2 separate regions of the Homo sapiens genome follow, and region 2 is linked to region 1. A link is a loop called in an ENCODE intact Hi-C map of the cell type or tissue named here. Cell type or tissue: natural killer cell. All regions are shown on one strand. Region 1 overlaps LOC107986166 (a long non-coding RNA gene). Region 2 has its middle 83 kb from the start of BCL6.

Region 1 (4,000 bases):
CACTTGTTTCTCTCCCTCTTTGATTTTTCTCCAAACTGCTTGGGGTTCCAGAGGACAGCTCTTCTAGAAATGTCCCTGTCTTATCTCACAAGGCCTGCAGGAAGTGTATAGTCTACAATCCCAGCCATGACATAAACACCAGTCTTTCTGAACCACATGCAGCATTGCCCAGCTCTGGCATATCGGAAATGAGAAATGGCTATATGTTCTGGGGTATGACTGCAGCACTGTGTGCAGGGTGCTTACCAAGCATTAGGGCCGAAAGGGGTTGAAGACTCCTTCAAACTCTTGTTTTCTGAATCAATTTTTACCTGTTTTTCTTCTGACCCGTCCTGATAAATTTTCAGATAGCAAACCTTTTGGTATAGTGACAGTCAAAGTCATTTGCAAAGCATAGAATAAGTGGTTTAGATGCTTAGGTATATTTTTCACTTTGAATGTTCATTCTGAGCCAGTTTTGTTTATGTATTAAAATAATAAAATAAAGGATTAAAGCCATGTTTCTAAGTTGAATGAAAAATAAGATCTATGCATATTTAAGGGTGTCTCCAAGCTACCCTTAGTCATGCTCCCTACACTTCAGCCACTGGATGCCTTGCTGACTCCTGAATAAAGCATGTTAATTCCCACTTAAAATACTGCTAATAACTTCTTCAGTTTGATATCAGTGCTTTACACTCTTACCATAAAGAATTCTAAGCTGGGCATTTCCTGAATTGAGTTAAACCTATCATGTTCATGATCTCACTTATCCCTCAAAGGGACTTATAAAATAGATAGGGAAGAAATGTTTACTTCCATCTTGCAGATGAAGATACTGAGGCTCAGATGAAATGGCCACCAGCTCAGGGTCACATGATATTCTAGATAGAAGAACAATGGGTCTCCTGAATTCCAGTCTAGAATTCCTTTCTCTATATTGCTGGGATTCGTGCTTAACTCTCCCAGATTTGGATTGTATGTTTGGTCACTGATACTTCCTGTCAACATAAGTGAAAGCACCTGGTTGCTTCTTGCAGGGGTAATGACCACATAACCCCTGCATCCCTGCACTTCCCCACCTTGATTCATGCTGTTCCCTCTGCTGGGAATTCTCTCTTCTCTCCTCTGAATGGTCAACTCCTCCTAATTCAATTTTAGGCCAACTGAAATCACACCTACTCTTTGATTAATTTTCTTTTGTGTGTTGCCATAGTGCTGTGCATGCTTCTGTTACAGCACATCAGTGGGCACCAAGCTGTAGCCAGGTGTCTCTCATGAAGTCACAGAAGGGAGGGAATTCAGTGACAAGCTAGAGGAAATGCTTGTTGAGATCCAGGAACAGTCTTTGTTTTTATATTTTTATCACTTACCACAGTGCCTGGAATATAGTAGATATTTTTTGACTAAAAGTTGCTCAGGGCCTGAAAATTAGGCTGCTCCTGAAAAGAAATGAGATGGCAGACAAGGAGTTATATAATAAAAATGGAAACTAGGATCTTAGGCTTCAGGTTTCAGAGTGGATGTCTTGAGGCATTGGATAACTTCCTACAGTTCTGTGAATCATGAGATGGTTATGAACTCTTTGGAGCTGAAGGGACTCTTCGATCCTTTTTGTAAGATGGGTCTACCGGCATTTCCTGTTCTGAGAGAGCATGAGGTCCCTCAACTAATGCCTTGAGAATTGAATGTTGGTTTGCCACTTACTGTTGCCTTAGCCCCGATTTTTCCTTTAACAAAGTGTCAAAAAGAACTTTAGATGGAGAAAATGAATTGAGTGAGGGAAAAAGTCCATGAGTCCCAGAACAACCTCCAGTTTGGTAATGATTTATCCTATTCTATTGTTAATTTTGCAATTAAGCAAGAGTACTTTACATGCCTGAATGACCCATGGATTGTATCTTAATCAAATTAATGTGTCTGCAACATAAGACTGATTCAGTCTTCAACTATTAGAATGACAAATGATGCAAAAACCTCAATTTTTTTTCTCTCCTTTCTCTCTCTTCTCCCCACAAAACCCTCTATCATGAAAGGTCAACTGACTGAAAGTCTGTTGCTTTGATGGCTAACATGAGATCCTATTGGTTAAAAAGTAAGAAGGCTGGCTACCGCCCCTCACTCCACTTCAAACCAACTGTATGTGTATGTGTGACTGACTATGTTTGTAAGTTTGGATTAAAAAAATTGTGGTTAATTCTTCTTGTTGTGTACTTCCTGCCACTGACATTTGTTGCTGTTGCTGTGTAGTGAGGTTGAGGCTGGGTGGGAGAATCAGATACAAATGACCTATATATTTATTCCCCAATTTTGACTACCCCTCTCAACCACTATTCTTGGAAAACCTGGAAAGTAGAAAACGATGGCCAGGAATGCCAGCTAGAAATTGCATTGCCCTGAACCAACCCCCATGACTTTGGGTCATCTTAGTTGATAAGACATTTGAAAAAATATGACTCTGCTTAATAAAATGGCATACTGTTTTTTTAGATTATAAATCACAAGTAATGATTTTTTTTAGAAACAGGCCTTTGTGGTTTGAGTTATGGTAACTGGGATTTAAACCTCCCTAGACTCTATTCAATCATCTTTTACAGTAACTTCAGTAAATAGTCTCTCACCCTTGTCCAATCCATTTCCACAATTAGTGGGATACATTTTTTAAAATGTTAATTAGATCACAACTCTTCCCTGTTTAAAACTCTTTGATGGGCCGGGCTCAGTGGCTCATGTGTATAATCCCAGCACTTTGGGAGGCCGAGGTGGGTGGATCACAAGATCAAGAGATCGAGACCATCCTGGCCAACATGGTGAAACCCCGTCTCTACTAAAAATACAAAAAAATAAAAAATAAATAAAAAATTAGCCAGGTGTGGTGGCTGGCGCCTGTAGTCCCAGCTACTTGGGAGGCTGAGGCAGAAGAATCACTTGAACCTGGGAGGCGGAGGTTGCAGTGAGCCGAGATAGCACCACTGCACTCCAGCCTGGTGACAAGAGCGAAACTCCTTCTCAAAAAAACAAAACAAACAAACAAACAAACAAAAACTCTTCCATGGCTTCTCACTGTACTTAGAATCAAGTTCAAAGTTCTTGCCATGGCTTAGAAGGTCACATAGTCTGCCCTTGCCTTTCCCCTTGACCCCCTCTTTTGTCCTTCCTCTTCTATACTGGCCACCCACTTTCCAGTCTTGGGGCCTTCAGGCTGGTCTTGATGCCTGCTTGCCTCTCGCTTTTTTTTTCTGGCTCACAGCATAAGGATCACTCCTTCAGAAAGGACGGATCGGACCCACCATGTAGGTTATGCCATCCCTTCTGTTATGTTTCTTTACACTATCGTATACTTTTTCTCTCATCACAAATCATAATTTGTGATTTTAGATATATTTCTGTGCTTATTTTTTATTTTATGACTGTTCGCTCAGTAGCCAATAAGCTTTATGCCTGCTTTGTTTGCCTTGGTATCCAGTTCTGGGTATATAGGAGGAGCTTAATGAATATTTATTGAAAGAAAGAATGGGCAACCCATTGACTTTCATAATACTTAAAATTCCTCAGCCATAATATGGAAATAGTCTTGTCATCATTATTCTACAGCTAGCTATGGAATTCATTCTGGTATTTGTTTCACACTGAACTTTGAGATGTTAGGATATCAATTGACTATGGAAGAAACATGAGACAGATAGTTTTTTGTTTTTTCTTTCTCCACTCCATTCAAAGTTCAGTAGCTCATGCAGTAGGGAGTAGAGACAACCCCTGTTCTTTAACCCATGAAGAACATGAAGGGTAACCACACCATTGTGACATCTCCCTTTCTGTAACCCTGTTAGTTACTGTCTCTGCCATTAACAAGCCAGGTAAATTATGAAGGAACACTTAACACTTTTAAGTCAACAGTTGAAGCCTTATTCCTCACCATCTACCTTTTCTTTAGAAATTTCTTATTGTCTAAATAACCTTGGAGAGATTTAAAAAGATGCTCAAAAGTTGTTAGAGAAGATACTAAGTGCGGAATTCCACT
Region 2 (4,000 bases), 170 kb after region 1:
ACTGTTCTGTAAGTTTGAAACTACTTCAAAATAATTTTATTTAAAGTTACATTCTCTTTAATTACCTTCTCTTCCATGCAACCAGGTTCACTAGGCAGCAGCCATACCTCAGTCAATAAGAGAGGACAATCTCTGCCCTTGTTGAGTTTATATCCTAGCAGGCAAGGGCAAATATTAATCAACACAATAAATATGAAAATTGTCTGCTGTGTTCGGAGGTGCTAAGTCCTATGGGGAAAAAAAGTAGAGCAGCATGGAGGGGTGGGGAGCAGAAGTCCCAGATTTGGAGTGGGGAACAGGTACCAACTTGCAGGCTGATATGTAAATAGCATGGTCAAGGTGGGGCCTGGGGGAGAAGGTGAGACATGAGCAGGCTTGAAGAAGAGGAGACTGTGAACTGAGCATATGTCTGTAGGAAGAGTGTGCCAGGGGAGGGCAAAGGACTAAAATAGGAGCACATCCTAGGAACAACAAGGAGGCCAGTGTGGCTGGAGCAGTGTGGTCAGCTATTGGAGTACCTGGGAGAGTAATGGGAGATAAGGTCAGAGAGGCAATACAGGGTGAGTCTTGTAGGGCCTGGTAGGCTATTTTGAGGACTTGAGTTTTTTTCTCAAGAGTAATGGGGTACCAAGGCAAGGATTTGAGTGGAAGTGTGACATTATCCAATGCACATCTTAAGAGGATTATTTTCACTACTGTGCTGAGAATATACTAAGGGGCACAGGATTGAAGCAGAGAGAAGCAAGGGTTGAAGCAGGTAGTAGGTGATCACAATATTCCAGGAAGAAATGCTGGAAGTTTGGATCAGAAGGATAGCTGCAGGTGGGGAAAAGCGATTGGATTCTGGATACGTTAAAAGTAGAGCCAGCTGGCCACAATGGCTCACGTCTGTAATCCCAGCACTTTGGGAGGCTGAGGTGAGTGGATCACCTGAGGTCAGGAGTTCAAGACCAGCCTGGCCAACGTGGTGAAACCCCATCTCTACTAAATATAAAAAAATTAGCTGGGAGTGGTGGCACGTGCCTGTAATCCCAGCTACTTGGGAGGCTGAGTCATGAGAATTGCTTTAACCCGGGAGATGGAGGTTGCAGTGAGCCGAGATTGTGCCACTGCACTCCAACCTGGGCAACAAGAGCAAGACTCTGTCTCAAGAAAAAAAATAAAAAAGTAGAGCCAACATAAGTCTTTTAAGCTTTTTGACCTAAAATCCATCTCCAAGGCCCTTTCTAGCCCTAAAATTCTTTGACTGCTCTAGAATATCATCATCATCTCCTCAAACCCCTCTGCCCAAGTGTGAAGAGAGAGGCAGACATTGTGCTACTTTTACACTTACAGATCGAAATTCTCTCAAGTGGCCTGAGGTTTCTGGGATGACGTTTGCTCGGTCTTATTTCATGCCTGAGTATAAATACAGCACACAAGAAAAGGTTGTCTTTCCCTCAATCAGAGGAACTGCCAAGCACAGATCCAACCCACAGGGACTATGGAGAGGCCGGAAATGTCAAAAAGAGAAGTATGAGCATGAAATTGTACTCCCTAATGAAACACCTGGCCCCTGAGAACAAAGTCCATCCTGTCACTGTTCTTGATTGACAGGTGTATGGTCTGTCACTTAGGCAACACCTCTTATCTGCCACTTGGTCTCCCCAGCCCAGTGATTCCCCTTCAACCTCCCCTCCACATTGTCACTAGACACACGATTCCTAAGAGCAGTGGAGTGGTCTCTGCACTGGCATTCTCAAAAGCCCTGCCCTTGCCCACGAGTACCTATGCTGTATCACACCTTTATGAAGGACCCTCTTCTTTAGAAAACCACCTCTTGCTCCCCTAGATCCCCCAGTCACTGGCAGAGGCCATCCAGGTGGGAAGAAGGGTGAATTCACTTTGGAGGAACTGCAATCTCTTGACCTCAATTCCACCTTGGCAGTTTCTGTGTGATACAGCCTTCTTCACTTCCTGCCCTAATTGCTGTGCAGTGTTACCATGGGCTGTTAAACAGCTGCCACCTTCTACCCCAGACCTAAATGCCATCCAAGGGCAGGTAAAAATATTTCTCTTTTCACAGAGATTGTTGGAGGAGTCTTCTAGAAGAAGCATGCTAGGAATTGTGCAGCATCCCAGGGGCCCGTCCAGTGCTCCTGGCCTGTCTGGCTCCCTTGCCTTGTTCTTTGGGGTTGGTCACCCTGCCAGCTCTCCTTCCCACAACCACCCCTTCTGTGCTTCCTTCTTAAAGTGTATGGGTGGGGCTGAGAGTTTTGTTCTGGAATCATGGAGGAATAGAAAACATTTCAGCTGACGGGGCCTCAGCACTCATTCCTTCGTTTAATAATCAGTGGAACCTGTTTCTTTCACCTTCCAGGTAAACCTGATCTGGAGTTGTATATAAAGTATACACAAGCAAAGCACCTTTGGTGGAAGACGGGTCAGGAGTCCTACTTTAATTGTCCTCCAACCACTCTCAGAGATTTGGAGGCCAAGATACCAACCCCATAAACTCCTAATTTTTTCAAACCTTTTCATTTTGCACCTGATGATCCTCGAGGTAGAAAGTCTTATCCCAACTCAGTCAGTCAAAAAAGGGCCTGGATTAGGACTCCAGTTTCCTGACATTCAGCTCAGTTGCTTTAAAGAGCTCAGGCAATTACTTCCTGTTGACCAGGTCTGACAAAAGAAAAAACAAAATAAAATAAATAAGTAACGTGATCAGGCGTAAGACTATCAGGTGCAAAGATCTCAGGGCTTGGCTGTAGAGCACTGGGACTGCTGGTGGCCATGGTACCAGAATTGCTCCTCCCAGCTCACCACAGCCAATGGCATTCCCCTCCTCTGGTCCACTTTCAGTGAGGTCATGTTGGCAGCTTGACATTGGCTGTGGTGGGAAATTAGCAAATACCACAAGAGGGGAGATCTCCATCCTCTCAAGAGCTGGTAATTAAACATTTTCCAGCACACCAGTGGCTTAGGGGTATGCAGTCCTGTCTACCAAGTCCTGAAATAGACCTTCTTGTGGAATATGAGATGTTCAGGGGCCAGGTGCAGTGGCTTGCACCTGTAATCCCAGAACTTTGGGAGGCTGAGGTGGGCAGATCATTTGAGCCCAGGAGTTCGAGACCAGCCTGGTCAACATGGTGAAACCCCATCTCTGCTAAAAAAAACAAAAATTACCTGGGCGTGGTGGCATACACCTGTAGTCCCAGCTACTTGGGTGGCTGAGGTACGAGAATCACTTGAACCCAGGAGACGGGGGTTGCAGTGAGCCACTGCACTCTAGCCTGGGCAACAGAGCAAGACAGCCTTAAATTAATTAATTAATTAATTTAATTAAAGAGATTCAGGGACTAGTCATGATGAATCACTCAAGGAGAACTTTGGAATGGTCTCATCCATAAATGACAGACTATAATGCCTAAAAATCTCTCTGATAAGGTATATGGGCCAAGCAGCTGGGTAGAAGAAAATAGAGAATGGTGAGGAATGTGGTGAAGCATGACTGTCTCTTAATTTGCTAGGGCCGCCATAACAAAGTATCACAGACTGGGTGGCTTAATTTAGTGTCTTACAGATCTGGACACTAGAAGCCCAAGATCAAGGTGTTGGCAGGAATCCTTCTGAGGGCTGGGAAGAACGCAGCTGCTCTACATCCCTCTCCTAGGCTTGTAGATGATGATCTTCATGTTCACACGGTGTTCTCCCTGTGAGCCTACCCGTTTCCGTGTTCCAATTTCCCCCTTTTATAAGGACATCAGTCATATTCGATTAGGTCCCACCCTAATGACCTCATTTTAACTTGATCAGCTGTGTATACTCCCCATCTCCAAATAAGGTCATATTCTGAGGTACAAGAGGTTTGGCCTTCCACATATGAATTTTTCAGGGACACAATTCAATCCATAACATACGGCAGGATGAAAAGAAATCTGAGGGTCAGATCCGACCTACCAGCTGCCGTGATGTAGTCTACTCACAAATTTTATAGGTACGGAAACTAAAACTCTCAAAG

What was found. Hi-C counts contacts between places; a loop is a spot of excess contacts. Peaks named below come from ENCODE experiments on the same cell type or tissue, not always from the same donor. Only the 100,000 strongest peaks of a DNase experiment are listed, where the experiment ranks them.
Region 2: it touches region 1 in a loop (9-fold over the local background); 1 of 110 quality-filtered maps calls a loop at or near these places.

Annotation. Positions count from the first base shown.
Region 1 is chr3:187,992,449-187,996,448 of GRCh38, reverse strand. It overlaps LOC107986166 (a long non-coding RNA gene), which reads left to right. Exons shown (of 5, transcript XR_001741061.2): 5 at 1-2,176. Among named protein-coding and RNA genes, the nearest start is that of LINC01991, 18 kb to the right of the region's middle. In natural killer cell, no CTCF peak of the experiment used is centred here; a DNase peak (open chromatin) is centred at 2,178; H3K27ac peaks cover 2,039 bases.
Region 2 is chr3:187,826,730-187,830,729 of GRCh38, reverse strand. No RefSeq gene overlaps it. Among named protein-coding and RNA genes, the nearest start is that of BCL6, 83 kb to the right of the region's middle. In natural killer cell, no CTCF peak of the experiment used is centred here; a DNase peak (open chromatin) is centred at 1,539; H3K27ac peaks cover 935 bases.